Linked DNA regions of Homo sapiens: regions 2 and 3 are each linked to region 1. Evidence: chromatin contacts called from ENCODE Hi-C or POLR2A ChIA-PET data. All regions are on one chromosome and are shown on one strand. Each heading gives the region's core, a stretch centred on a gene start or an enhancer-like site at or near the end of the contact. The rest is flanking DNA. Distances are from core to core; before and after follow the strand shown. Region 1 holds the start of OR4K2 (olfactory receptor family 4 subfamily K member 2). Region 2 holds the start of OR4M1 (olfactory receptor family 4 subfamily M member 1). Region 3 holds the start of OR4N2 (olfactory receptor family 4 subfamily N member 2).

Region 1 (4,833 bases), core at 601-3,100:
CTGTACAAGTAGAAAGGGCCTTAGATGATCCTCTGGAAGAATGATGCTTCACAGTAACCAGGACAATAACATATGAATTAAATAAAACAATAAAACAGGACAACGCAATTATGCCACTTGTTGAGATCATAAAGAGGCCCAGAACATAAGTATCCACACAAGCCAACTGGAACACCACAGGAAGGTCACAGAAAAAGCTGTCTACCTCATAGGGACCACAGAATGGTAACGTGAGGGCAAATATGACCTGACTCATTGAATGCATAACTCCCATAATCCAGGAAGCCACCACGAGAGCAACACACACCTGGGGACTAATGACAGAAGCATAGTGCAGGGGCTTGCATATTGCAATATACCTATCAAAGGACATGGCCATGAGTAAGATGATCTCAGTTCCAGTGAAAAGGTGGAGAAAGAATATCTGGGTAAGGCAGCCATCAAAAGAGATGGTTTTGTGACCTGTTAGGTAATCTGTAATCATCTTTGGGGTGGCGAAAGAAGCAAGAGACATATCAATGATTGAAAGATTGGTAAGCAGGAAATACATAGGAGAGTGTAGGTGAGGGTCCACTATAACTGTGATGACTATGAGGCTGTTACCCACCATTGTTGCCACATAAAGCAATGAAAACACCATAAAGAAAAACATCTGTAGTTCCCAGGAATTAGAGAGCCCCAGCAAAACAAATTCAGACATGGTAGACTTATTGCCCACATCCATTGTCTTGATTCATAGGCAGAAGCCTGTATCACGAAAAAAAAAAAAAAAAAAAAGGAAAGTCAGATTCAATAGAAGCAAAAGATTCATTTCCAATTATCTACTTTCAGAAATTTTATCTTCTCATAAAACTTACCTTGACTATTCTTTCCATCCTTCTCATTTGGTATATTGTTTTGAATGGAAATTATGAAATATTAGAGCTTATAGCAAAATGTTCCTTAAATCATAGGTATTGAAAAGAACACTTTCTTTTCTGATACTAATGGCAATCCAACCAAGATAATATCATTCTGAACAGACATACCTACCTATTTGTCCATCTATTCATCTGTGTAAGTCTAACGATAACAGTAAGAACTTACTTTATGCTGACAATGTGTGAAACACACATACACATACATGTTTAGTCATTTGGAATTTGTCCATAAAGATATCCTTACTGATGAAAACATATAAAAATTATATCACATATAAGGGCTCTTAAGCACATTATAGTGAAGTTTCGATGGACAGTTGTAGAGCTCTTGTAAATTTCCAGAGATGAACTGTTAAAGTATTCCCAGATAAAGTTTCCTGTTTGAAACTCAAAAGAAATACATAGAAAGTTAGTTTTGCTGATATTCATCCAGAGAGACTAATTTATTACAATACAGTCATACAGACAAAGGAAAGGCATTTAACTTCTTTTGGTCCTTTCTTTTTAATTAAAATATGACTGTGTTCCTTATAAATATTTATAATTCTATGATTTAAAATTTTATATCACAAAGGATATATAACAACATTTTCATGGGAAAGTGCTCAAAGATCAGTCTCTTTCATTTCACCTCTGTTTGAATTCTTCTTCTGTAAATGTTAACATATGTAAACTGTTGTATTGACCTAAGCTTCATGGAATAGGGATTAGGAAATGGGAGTGGGAAGGGCAAACATTTAAAATATTTCAGTAGAACTCATTTGTAAAACACTTTTACTTATCAGATCTATAGAAGAACCAGGGCTTTAGATTATTCAGTGTTAAGTAGGCTTCTGACAGAGCATCGAAGGCAATTTAAAATATAAATAAATGACCTAGTTGAATCATTAGTTGTGTATCAGCTGTGGATAAAATGGATGTTGTAGGGACATGGGAATTGAACAAGAAATCACCTTGCAATGGGATTTATTAAACAACAAAGATGGCATTATTGAGTTGACAAAGGAAAGATATTTCAAGAATCTTATGGGAATTTACAAAGATTGTTTTCACCTGGACCTGAGAGAGTCAGGGACTAGAAGTTGGGAAAGTCCTAATTTCAAAAAGCAGCAGGAAATATCAAATCAACTAATTCTAATAAGCACTCTTGGTTCTCTAATGCTATATTAGAAGCAACGGAGAACAAAATCCAAACATTCATCTCTGCTTCAAGTAATTTACAGTTATTTGGAAATATTAAACACCTATAAATAAAACAATTGGTGAAAAATACCACCAAATAAACCTCATGTTCAGTCAATTCTCAGAGACCATGGATGAACTAGACTTTAGTTAAAAACAAAAACAAACAAACAAACAAAACTGGTAATGTGCAGAATCAATCAAGCAAGTGTTCTTGCAGGAGACATGTCATGAACTTGACTTAGAATGAAAACTAAAATATTAATTGGCAGAAGAAAAAAAATGCACGGGGAAGGAAAACAGTGCAGCTTATTTGCCATGAAACAGGATATTTAGTTAGCAGTTTAGAAGAGCAAGACTGCCTTTCTAAAAATTTAACTTGATATAAAAGATAACGGGTCATTTTAATGTCAGGGGCAGAATTATGATTATTTGAAAGCAGTATTATGTAAGCATTTATTTAGATAGTTTGGAGAAGGGAGAAATTTAATACAGATCATTTAATGAAATGGATATAAGGAGATAATTTTGACTAAGTTACCAGAAATGTGAATGTGATTGTAATTAATTAAATGAGACATCCAAGTAACTGTCATTATGAATATTTTTATTTATTGAATACTAATAATATGATTATTCTCCTGTGCAGTCTATGTAGTAGACTGAATTTTTTTTTTTTTTCAGACAGAGTTTCACTCTTGTCACCCAGCCAGGAGTGCAATGGTACAATCTTGGCTCACAGCAACCTCCGCCACCTGGTTGAAGCGATTCTCCTGTCTCAGCCTCCAGAGTAGCTGAGATTACAGGCATGTGCCACCATGCCCTGCTAATTATATTTTCAGTAGAGGCGGGGTTTCACCGTGTTGGCCAGGCTGGTCTCGAACTCCTGACCTCAAGTGATCAGCCCACCTCCACCTCGCAAAGTGCTGGGATGAACAGTGAGCCACCATACCCAGCCGACTGAATTTTAGAAAATCAAAATTGATTACCTTTTTGTATATGGCTCATCCCTTCAGGGACCTTCACATGCTGTGGAAGGAGTATAACCCTCACTTTATCTACCAGAACCTTGGATACATGACTTTGTTCAATGTAATGTGACTAGAAGTATCATATGCCACACATGAGCAGAAGTTTTAAAAGTCAATGCGTGACTCCAGCACTGTTTATATATTTTATTTTTTAACTCATCAGGGTCTTAGGATAAATAGAATAAATACAAAGAAACATTGAGAGATAGACACACATGTGCGCGCGCGCGCGCGCGCACACACACACACACACACACACACACACACACGGGAGGAATACAGAATGATGAGATATTATATGTAAATATGGAGTACCAGCCAGACCCTAGCCATCTGATACACTCCAGGTGAGGCACAAGATATGTTAGGAAATCCGTTCTGAAAGTTCCAGTACCAGCGGAGCTCCCAGGTAAATAATGCAAGTGCATGAGTCTTTCCTACAGACCGGAGAGTGGCACCTTACATCTTTCTATTGTCAAAGTGGTTAAGCTGAGAACTACAGTTCCCAGAATTCTTTTCTACACGTCTTTCCGTATTGGAGTTGTCTAAAAATAAATGTGTTTGGAATTTGAAAAGCAGCCCAAAGCACCAGCCATTACTCTCTGATCTTTGTGGCTATACAGATGCAGAGGTGCCAACAGCTTCTAGCTTGTTTTGTTCTCAGCCACTTCACTCTGCGTCCACCTTTTTCCCAACTTCTGAATTGGAGGATCAACAGAAGCCTCAGGCTGCCTGCCTGCAGATCCTCAGAAGCAGCAACTGAACAAAAATTTTTCTACCAGCAAAATTTTCTAAATTTTGCTCCTTTCATGACCTCTACTTCATTGGCTAGATGGGCTTGGTTTCTCGATTGACTGGCTATTGCTGCCTCTGATTCTGCAGCTCCCTGTTTCATGTCTTTGCTTTCCTAAGTCCTTCCAGAATTGTTTAAGGTCTAATTCCTATGGTAAATGCCTTATCCTACAGTGCATGGTAGCTCTGCTTTCTAAGTTGAACTCTATTTCTTAACCTAAGTCAAAACTAACAATGTAGATAAAATCAGAGATGTTTTGATTTTATCCCTGACATTCCAACATGTCAATCCTATTGTCCCCTATCATCTCCCTCTCCTTAGAGGTAAATATATATATATATATATATATATAAATAGGTATATATATGTGTATATATATAAAAATAGGTATATATATGTGTATATATATATAAATAGGTATATATATGTGTATATATATATAAATAGGTATATATATGTGTATATATATATAAATAGGTATATATATGTGTATATATATATAAATAGGTATATATATGTGTATATATATATATAAATAGGTATATATATGTGTATATATATATAAATAGGTATATATATGTGTATATATATATATAAATAGGTATATATATGTGTATATATATATAAATAGGTATATATATGTGTATATATATATAAATAGGTATATATATGTGTATATATATATAAATAGGTATATATATGTGTATATATATATAAATAGGTATATATATGTGTATATATATATAAATAGGTATATATATGTATATATATATAAATAGGTATATATATGTGTATATATATAGATAGGTATATATATGTGTATTTATATATATATACACACACACACACACACATATATATACCTATTTAAATATATATGTGTATATTTAATATATTTAAATGTTCC
Region 2 (4,833 bases), core at 903-3,402, 100 kb after region 1:
TTGAAGTATATTAAAATATATTTTATATATAATATAAATTATATATACTTATATATTATAATTATATATTTACATATATTACATATTTATATATTATAATATATATTATATTATATATATATTTGCTGCTTATTTCTCTTTTAATATACTTAGATATGGGGTGTTAGTGCTGTCAACTGAAGAATGATGAGGTTCATAAATTTGGAAAGGAGGACCTTTATTTCTCATAGAGTTGCAGCCTGCAGGGTGGCTATTATGACAGGCTGGGAAATATAGCCTCTGGCCAGGAGCCACAAACAAATATTTCGAGACAGTGTCAGAAGGAATATATACTGAGTGAGGTGGCCAAATACATATGCTCAATAAGCTATAGGAGGAGTCATGAATATTTATGAAAGGACAACCGTGCACATGCACAATTGTGCTTCATGCCCCTTCATGAGTAGCATATAGTTGGTCTCTTATCAGGAAGCAATGCTGGTTAATTGCCGTGTTAAAACCACAAAAAAAGAGGGACAGCTTCAGTGGTTGGTTGATATCAGCAGTGGAGTCTTTCAAAAGAGCTGGTTTCTATTTAGCACTTAGGTAGGAAAGTCTAATGGCAGTTAAGCGAGGGCGGGGATGTAAGAAGGCACCTCTGACCGCCCATCTTGTCATGGATGAAAACTCAGCTTTTAAGGTTACTCTGGGGTGCCCTTGGCCAAGAGAGGGTCCATTCCGTAGGTTGGGGAGCTAAGGGTTTCATTTTTATTTTATTTCTCAGTGCCTTCATTCTAACCACAGCTGAACACTTACTAGCTATGTAATCCTGGGCAACTCACATACCTCTGCCTCAATGTGCCTCATCAGTGCAATGGAAATAATAACAGTACCTACTTCATAGGTATTGTAGTGATTAATGCATATAATGGTCCCCACATTTTTCCCAGACCCACAGTCCTGTTACATTGTTGATGTATCCCTATTTTTAAATCCTTCATCTATTCTCAGAAGCTTGTTTTCTAAAATGCCTGAAATTTTGTATGAGTTTTGTATATATAAGTTCCATAAAAATGTCACATTTCTATGGCTCCCATAATAGTACTCTGTTTACACCTCCAGTACAAATTTTAACTCATTACATTGTAATTTTTCAGTTTGTATTTTGCAAAATATAACAGAAACTCTGAGCTCCTTGAGGTCATGGAGTATGTCTCATTTATATATCTACTGCCTAAAGTAGTTCCTAGCATACTATGGTCTTCAATATGTGTTTGTTAAATGGATAGATGGATGGATGGATGGGATGATTACATGGATTTTTTATTGAATAAATAAATCAATAGACTTTGACAAAAATTAAACACCACAACATCTAATTGTTTTTATTAATTCATTTAGTCTTTCCCTACCCTGTTACATAATTCCTAATTTTGCTTTTTGGAATCCTTTTTGTTAAAATACATATTTCACCCACATTTATTTCAAGTAAGAGTCTCTTTGCTTTTAAGTTTCTTTTTTGCTTTTCTATTTATTTTCAAAGCTTTTACTACTACTAACACTAATCCCTTTGAAATGAAATATTTCAAGCCTCACCTTTCCCATCCTCTTCACAGAGATCATCTTGAAGAACTATAAGAAGAAGTAACTAAAGATCTTGGGGTTTTCCTGACTTTCTTTCAGGAGTAAAGGGATTCAAAATTTTGGAAGTTTATTTTAACAATCTGTCATGCTCTGAAGACCCATAAATCAAAACAGCCTTCTCTGAGCTTATTTACAAATGATTCATCCTATGAGTATAAAATGACCAAGCTGTCTCTTCAATGCCCTGTTCAATCCTGACTTTAAAATGCTTTAATTATTGAGATCAAGGCCGAGAAGAAACAATTTGTCCACCCACTCTACAGCTATGACCTGCTCTACACTATCATCACAGTTCCCTAAGACATTTCCTTACATGCTGCTTTCTGTTTCTAACCACTGGTCTCTGAGCATTTTACATAGTTATTCCCATCATTATATCTATCCTACTGTCTCAAAAATAGGATAGTTTATGTAAAGGTTATAACAACTTTCCACCTACCAATTACTGTGACAGTCTTGGTGCCTTCAGGAACTATGGGGAGGAGGTAGAAGAAGCCTCTTCCACCACCCACAGTGGAGGACTTTATCCTCTACATGTTGGTATCCATCAGTTTCTGCCCTGATGTAACAGTAAACTAACTAGCAGCATGGGTTGTAACTACAAAAATCAATCCTCTGGAGGCCAGGGGAAGCCAGGTAGGAACATAAGCCTTGAGGGGATAATTTAAAAGTTGATTTGCACTTCATCCAAAGAGCATAGAAACACAACTTTTGAGTTTCACAGAAGAAGTAAGAAAAATGGCGAATTTCCCAGGATTAGGGGTGGAAAATGTGCATTTTCAATTCTATTGTCCCAGAGGACACAATAAGTTGTGCTGGAACAACTGGTTAACCAGATTTTTAAAAAGAATTATATTTTATAACTTATACTTAACATAAATTGCAAAGGAGTAATTTTTTTAATTACTAGAAATATAGAGAGACTATTTAAATTATTTTGGAATAAATAAAAACTTTTAAGTATATCCTGCCCCTATGAAGGAAAAACAATACAAAAAGAGTTATAGCATATTTGATAATGAAATTTAAAACTTATCAATGGCAAACACATATATAGGGAAAATGTTAGAAATTAAAACAATTTAAAATCACTAGAAAATAAAGACAAATTTAACAGGCAAATAATAAACAGAAAAAATAAATTTAAATAACTCCATTATATAAGAAGCACTTAAAAATCAGTCATACTATGGCAAAAATAATAATGATAATAATGCAATTTCAAAGTGGGTGAAAAACTTGAAGACATTTCTCTAAAGGAAATATACAAATGGCCAACAGCAAATATGTTCAGCATCACTAGTTGTCAAGGAAATGCATATCCAAACACCAATGAGATATTGCCTCATGCCTATTAGCATGGCTATTATCAAAAAACAAAAGAAATGTTGGCTAGAATTTAGGGAATTGAAACTCCTATACACTGTCGGTGGAAACAGAAAATGGTGCAGTCACTATGAAAAATAATGTGTCAGTTCCTCAAAACATTAAAAACAGAATTATTATACGTTTCAGCAATCCCAATTTTAGGAATATGTCCAAAAGAATTGAAATCAGAACCTCAAAGAGATACCTTCACACCCATGTTTACTGCAGCATATACACAAAAGCCAAGATACGGAAACAGCTTAAAAGTCCATAGACAGATGAACAAAGAAAATGTGTTAGACATCAGCTAAAATGGCAGAGTAGGTCATCTCAGTCTTTATTCCTCCTACAAGGAACAACAATTGGGAAAATATCCACAAATGAAAATAACTAGCAGAGATCAGGAATCTACTTAAGGAGTTAAAACAATAGAGCAGACAGAAAAACTTCAAGAATAACAACAAAAAATGGTAGAAAAAACAGTTTCATTTTGCCTGCTTCATCTCCTTCAGGCTGGCAGTGCTCAGTATGGAGAGGTCACTGCTCAGCTTGCAAGTTCCCCTTGCAGAGAAAGGGGAACTTTTCTCTTACCCAGCCTACTGGAGCATTGCCCAAACAACCAGCTTAAGTTTCACCCATCCCAGATTGCTAGGGAGACCAACATAGCTGAGAAATCTGTAAACTGCTGGTAACAAAGAGAAATGATGAGGTCTATCAGTATCAGTCATGTGGTAGAAATCAATGCAGTCCCCAGTAGCCTGATCTGAGCAGAATTCCAGTAGCCTTCTATACCAAGGACCTCAACAGCCCTCATGGATGTGACACAGGATTCTTTGAGGGCCACTTTGCCAAGTGGAAATCTCGATGGCCAGCAGAGCCTCTGCTGAGGCTTCACTGAGGCCCTCTGAACTCGTTCTGCTCATTTGGCCTGGCAGGCTGTGCTCCACTCATGCTCACTCACCCAGATCCCATGACACCCACTGTAGCTCAGTGCTCAGCCCATGGTTGCTTTGGGCATGCTATGACTGACTTCTGCCTTGAACACCGACATCTGGATAAGGGGGATGCAGCAGTGCCCAAAAACTCAGAGATGCCAGCAACTGTGGAGCCCAAAGAGGTGTTACAGCTTTTCCTCTGGGAGTCAAGGTCTGAGCCCCCAGGAAGTGTTACAGCTCTTGTTCGTTCTCACTGCCGACAGCTTCAGCAAATGGGGGTATGTCACAGCTCATTCAGTCCTGCTGCCCACAGCTCAGCAACTGGGGACGTGTGGCACCCAGCATTTTTTTTTTCACTCCTGTAGCTTGGTGAACAGGAGCGTGTCTTACAACTCTTTTCGCACCCACTGTTCAGTGGATTCCGGATTCTTGTCCCACAACCAACAGGAATGAAGCATATAGACACCGCAGAGTGAGCAAGGCTGATGAGATTTTTACTGAGCGGCAGAAAAACTCATGACAACAAGAGAGTAGCCAAAGTGGGTAGCCCTCTGTGTAAGAGTGGGACTGAAAGCAGAGAGCCATCTGTGAGGCTGAGTCTGGGGTTTTTATGGGCTCAGAATGGAGGAATGTGTGCTGACTGGTTCATGGGCAGGCCTGGAAAAAGCACCATTTAATTGACTAAAAGGCACTGAGGAAGTTCTCAGTTGGGTCGTGGACTGCACCTGGAACTGGTGGCTTGGTTTTCAGGCTTCATGTTGTCTTTGGCTTGAAGGTTGGGATTCACCAGGGACTTATACCTGTCTGCCTAGGAATCTGTCTGTCTCCTGCCATTATCAGCTGCACATACCACACTGCTTTCACTACCAAGGAACCCACAATGATCACTGCGCAAACTATAGTACTT
Region 3 (4,833 bases), core at 1,153-3,652, 71 kb after region 1:
ACTTGACTGTGTAGTGCTTCATAGTGTCTATGGGCTATGTGCTTAAGCGTGTTTTTGTGGCAGCAGATGCTGTTCTTTTGTTCACATGTTTAGCACTCCCTTAAGGACCTGTTGTAAGGCTAGCTAAGTTGAAATGTATTACCTTGGCATTTTATTTTCTGAGAAGGATTTTATTTTTCCTTCACTTATGAAGCTAAGTTTGGGTGGGATATGAAATTCTTGGTTGGAATTTATTTTCTTTAAGAATACTAAAAATAGGCCCCCAATTTTTTCTGGCTTATAAAGGTTCTGCTGAAAGTTCTGCTGCTAGCCTGATGGGGTTCCCTTCGTACATAACCTGACCTTTCTTTCTAGATCCCTTTTCTTTTGCATTAACTGTGGTGAATCTGAAGATTATGTGCCTTGTACATCTCGTACGATATCTAGCCAGGGTTCTCTCTATTTCTTGGATTTGCATATCATCCTCTCTAGCAAGATTAGGAAGATTTTCATGGACTATATATTCGAATTTATTTTCCGAGTTGTTTATTCTCTGTCCTTCTCTCTCAGTAATGGTAATGAGTTGTAGATTTGGTCTCTTTATGTAATCTTTCTCAGAAGTTTTGTTCACTTTTAAAATTGTTTTTGCTTTATTTTTGTCTCACAGTGTTAATTCAAAGAACCGGTCTTTGAGCTCAGAGATATTTTCCTTAGCTTGGTCTATTTTGCTGTTAATATTTCCAACTGTATTATGAAGTTCTTCTAGTGAATTTTTAACTCTAGAGTTTCACTTTGGTTCTTTCTTAAAGTGGTTATTTTGTCTTTCAGCTCTTCTGTCATTTTGCTGGATTCCATGGATTGGATTTCAAATTTGTCCTGAATCTCAATGAGCTTCCATGACATCCAGATCCTGAATTCTATGTCTGTCATTTCAGTAATTTATTATGGGTAAGGAATCATTGCTGGGAAACACACAATCTAACCTTGAATGACCTTGAATGTAAATGAGTTAAATGCTTCAATTAAAAGGCATAGAGTGGCAAGTCGGATAAAGAAGCAAGACCCAACTGTATTCTCTCTACAAGAGACCCATCTCACATGCAATGACATCCAGGGGCTCAAAATAAAGGGATGGAGAAAAAATAGACCAAGCAAAAAGAAAACAGAAAAAAGCAAATGGTCTGATTCTAATTCCAGACAAAATAGACTATAAACCAATAATAATCGAAAAAGACAAAGAAGGGTATTACATGAAGGTAAAGGGTTAAACTCAACAAGAAGAACTAACAATCCTAAGAATATATACATCCAACACAGAAGTACCCAGACTTATAAAGGAAGTTCTTAGAGACCTTTGAAGAGACTTTAATAACCACACAATACTACTGGGAGACTTCAACACCCCACTGACAGTATTAGAGCATTGAGATAGAAAATGAACAAAGAGATTCGGGACTGAGCTCGACATTTGACAAAATGGTCCTAACAGACATCTACAGTACTCTCCACCCAAGAACATTAGAATATACATTCTTCTCATCTGCATATGGCACATACTCTAAAATCAGCCACACAATCGATCATAAAACAATTTTCAGCAAATTCAAAAAATCCAAAATCATACAAACCACACTTTCTCAGATTACAATGCAATAAACATTGAAATCAATACAATAAAATACATCAAAAGCATATGTGAAAATTAACCAACCTTCTCCTGAATGACTTTTGGGTAAACAACGAAATTCAGGCAGAAGTCAAGAAATTCTTTGAAACTAATGAGAACAAACATACTACATATCAAAATCCCTGGGGCACATATAAAGCAGTATTAAGAGGTAAGTTTATATCACTAAAGAAAAAACTACATCAGAAGATTGGAAAGATTTCAAATTAACATCCTAACATCACACCGAGAGAAACTAGAGAAACAAAAGCAAATCAGTCCCAAAGCTAGCAAGATAAAGGAAACAACTGAAATCAGAGCTGAACTGAAAGAAATTGAGATGCAAAAACCCATACAAAAGATTAACAAATCCAGGTTTTGTTTCTTCAGAATAACACATCAGATTGATAGAGCATTGGCTAGACTAATAAAGCAAAAAAGAGAAGAGAGAAAAATAAACACAGTCAGAAATGACAAAGGGAACATTACCACCAACCCCAAAGAAATATTTTTTAAAAACCCTCAGAGACTACTATGAACAACTCTATGCACACAAACTAGAAGAAATTAATAAATTATTAGAAACATACAACCTCCTAAGATTGAACTAGGAAGAAATTGAAACCCTGAACAGACTAATAACAAGTTCCAAGATTGTGTTAGTAATAAAAAGCCTACCAACCAGAAAAAGCCCAGGATCACAGGAATTCACAGCTGAGTTCTACCAGATGCATAAAGAAGAGCTAGTACCTTTCCTCTGAAACTATTCTGAAAATTTGAGGAGGAAGGACTCCTCCCTAATTTATTCTATGAGGCCAACATCATTCTGATACTAAAACCTGGCAGAGATACAACAAAAAAAGAAAACTAGCAAAAAAAAGAAAATACTAGCAAACTGAATCCAGCAGCACATTAAAACTCTAATCCACCACAATCAAGTAGGCTTTATACTTGGAACACAAGGTTGGTTCAACATATGCAAATTAGTAAATGTGATTCACCACATAAGCAGAACTAAAAACAAAAACCGTCTAATCTTCAACAAGGCTGACAAAAACAAGCAATGGGAAAAGCACTCCCTATTCAATAAATGGTGCTGAGATAACTAGACAGCCATATGCAAAAAATGGAAACTGAACCCCTCCCTTATACCATATATGAAAATAAATCCAACATGGATTAAAGACTTAAATGTGAAACCCAAAACTATAAAAACCCTGGAAGATAACCTAGGAAATTCCATTCTCAGCATCGCCCCTGACAAAGATTTCATGACAAAGATGACAAAAGCAAAAATTAATAAATGTGAACTAATTAACCTAAAAAGCTTCTGCACAGCAAAATAAACTATCAACAGGGTAAACAGACAACCTATAGAATAGGATAAAATATTTGCAAATGCATGCCTGTAGTCCCAGCTACTCGGGACGCTGAGGCAGGAGAATTGCTTGAACCCAGGAGGCAAAAGTTGCAGTGAGCCGAGGCCGCACCACTGCCCTCCAGCCTGGTGACAGAGCGAGACTCCATCAAAAAAAAAAAAAAAAAAAGTTGTCAAGGCTGGGCACAGTAGCTCACGCCTGTAATCCCAGCACTTTGGGAAGCCAAGGCGGGTGGATCACCTGAGGTCAGGAGTTTGAGACCAGCTTGGCCAACATGGCGAAACCCCGTCTCTACTAAAAATACAAAAATTAGCCAGGCATGGTGGCAGGTGCCTGTAATCCCAGCTACTGGGGAGGCTGAGGCAGGAGAATCTCTTGAACCTAGGAGGTGGAGGTTGCAGTGAGCCGAGATCACACCACTGCACTCCAGCCTGGGTGACAAGAGTGAAACTCCATCTCAAAAAAAATAAAATAAAATAAGACATACACTTTGCCAAGAAGCATATGAAAAAAATGCTAAACATCACTAATCATTAGAGAAATGCACATCAAAACCACAATGAGATACCATCTCACACCAGTCAGATGGGCTATTGTTAAAAAGTCAAAAAATAATAGATCATGCTGGCGAGGTTGCAGAGAAAAGGGAATGCTTATGCATTGCTGGTGGGAATAAAAATTGGTTCAGCCATTATGGAAAGCAGTGTGGCGATTTCACAAAGTACTTAAAACCAAAGTAGCATTCAACCCAGCAATCCCATTATTGGGTATATACCCAAAGGAATATAAATCATTGTGCCATAAAAACATATGCACAAGTATGTTCATCACAGGCATATTCACAATAGCAATGTCATGGAATCAACGTAGATGCCCATCAATGGTGAACTTGATAAAGAAAATGTGGTACAAGTATACTATGGAATACTATGCAGTCATAAAAAAGAATGAGATCATATCTTTTGCAGCAACATGCATGGAGCTGGAGGCTATTTTCCTGAGTGAACTAACATAGGAACAAATAACTAAATACTACATGTTCTTACTTATAAATTGGAGATAAACGTTGAATACACATAAACACAAAGAAGGGAACAACAAATACTTGGGCATAGTTGAGATTGGATGGTGGCAAAAGGGTGAGGGTCAGAAAACTGACTATCAGGTACTATGCTTATTACCTGGGTGATAAATCTGTTCACCAAACCCCTGTGACAAGCAATTTTACCTATATAACAAATCTGCACATGTATAACTGAACCTAAAAGTTAAAAAATTAAAATTAAAAAAGTAAAAGTTATCCCAAAACAAGCAGACAAATAAGGAAAGCAAATAAAAAAAATATTATCATTGCTTGGGGTCTGGTGGACTCATTTGGAGGTATGGGGAAACTGGCTTTTTGAATTGTCAGAGTTCTTGCACTGGTTCTTTCTCATCTGGAAGCATTGGCGTTCCTTTACCTGTGGTGTAACTTGAGTATAGTCACTTGGCTTTGTTTCTGAATGTTTTCAGATAGCCAAGGCTTTGTGCAGGGTCTTTATTTGTGGCTGGATTCTTGCCTTTGATTTCACTGGGGGATATTAGCAAAATATTTTTGGTGTTGTAGCAGTTTTGGCTGCAATCCAGTAGACGTCGCTTAAGAGTAATGGACAGTAGATAGGCTCTTGCTCAGGCCTGTGGTTCCCTTGTACTTCCTCACATCTACAGCCTGGTCTCCAGTACAGCGGGGAAAGAAGTGACCCCCTCACCAGGTCCGCTCCTGAGCCTTGGGGGAAGCCCCTCCGGTCACTAGCACTGCACCATCATTTC

Evidence for each region. Hi-C counts contacts between places; a loop is a spot of excess contacts on that map. ChIA-PET counts read pairs that join two places held with the same protein, here RNA polymerase II (POLR2A). Pooled maps may share reads with other maps.
Region 2: a map of chondrocyte shows a loop between it and region 1 (2.1-fold over the local background). The contact joins the promoter of OR4M1 here to the promoter of OR4K2 in region 1. A Hi-C loop is called at or near these places in 1 of 168 maps with a recorded cell type or tissue (chondrocyte).
Region 3: a map of dorsolateral prefrontal cortex shows a loop between it and region 1 (2.9-fold over the local background). The contact joins the promoter of OR4N2 here to the promoter of OR4K2 in region 1. A Hi-C loop is called at or near these places in 2 of 168 maps with a recorded cell type or tissue (K562 and dorsolateral prefrontal cortex) and 2 of 50 pooled maps. POLR2A ChIA-PET finds 5 or more read pairs at or near these places in 1 of 52 experiments (OCI-LY7).

The regions. Positions count from the first base shown.
Region 1 is chr14:19,872,159-19,876,991 of GRCh38, reverse strand. It overlaps OR4K2 (olfactory receptor family 4 subfamily K member 2), which reads right to left and starts at 1,850. Exons shown (of 2, transcript NM_001005501.2): 1 at 858-1,850; 2 at 1-747. The coding sequence starts at 724.
Region 2 is chr14:19,770,823-19,775,655 of GRCh38, reverse strand. It overlaps OR4M1 (olfactory receptor family 4 subfamily M member 1), which reads right to left and starts at 2,152. Exons shown (of 2, transcript NM_001005500.2): 1 at 2,063-2,152.
Region 3 is chr14:19,801,339-19,806,171 of GRCh38, reverse strand. OR4N2 (olfactory receptor family 4 subfamily N member 2) reads right to left here and starts at 2,402. Exons shown (of 2, transcript NM_001004723.3): 1 at 2,328-2,402.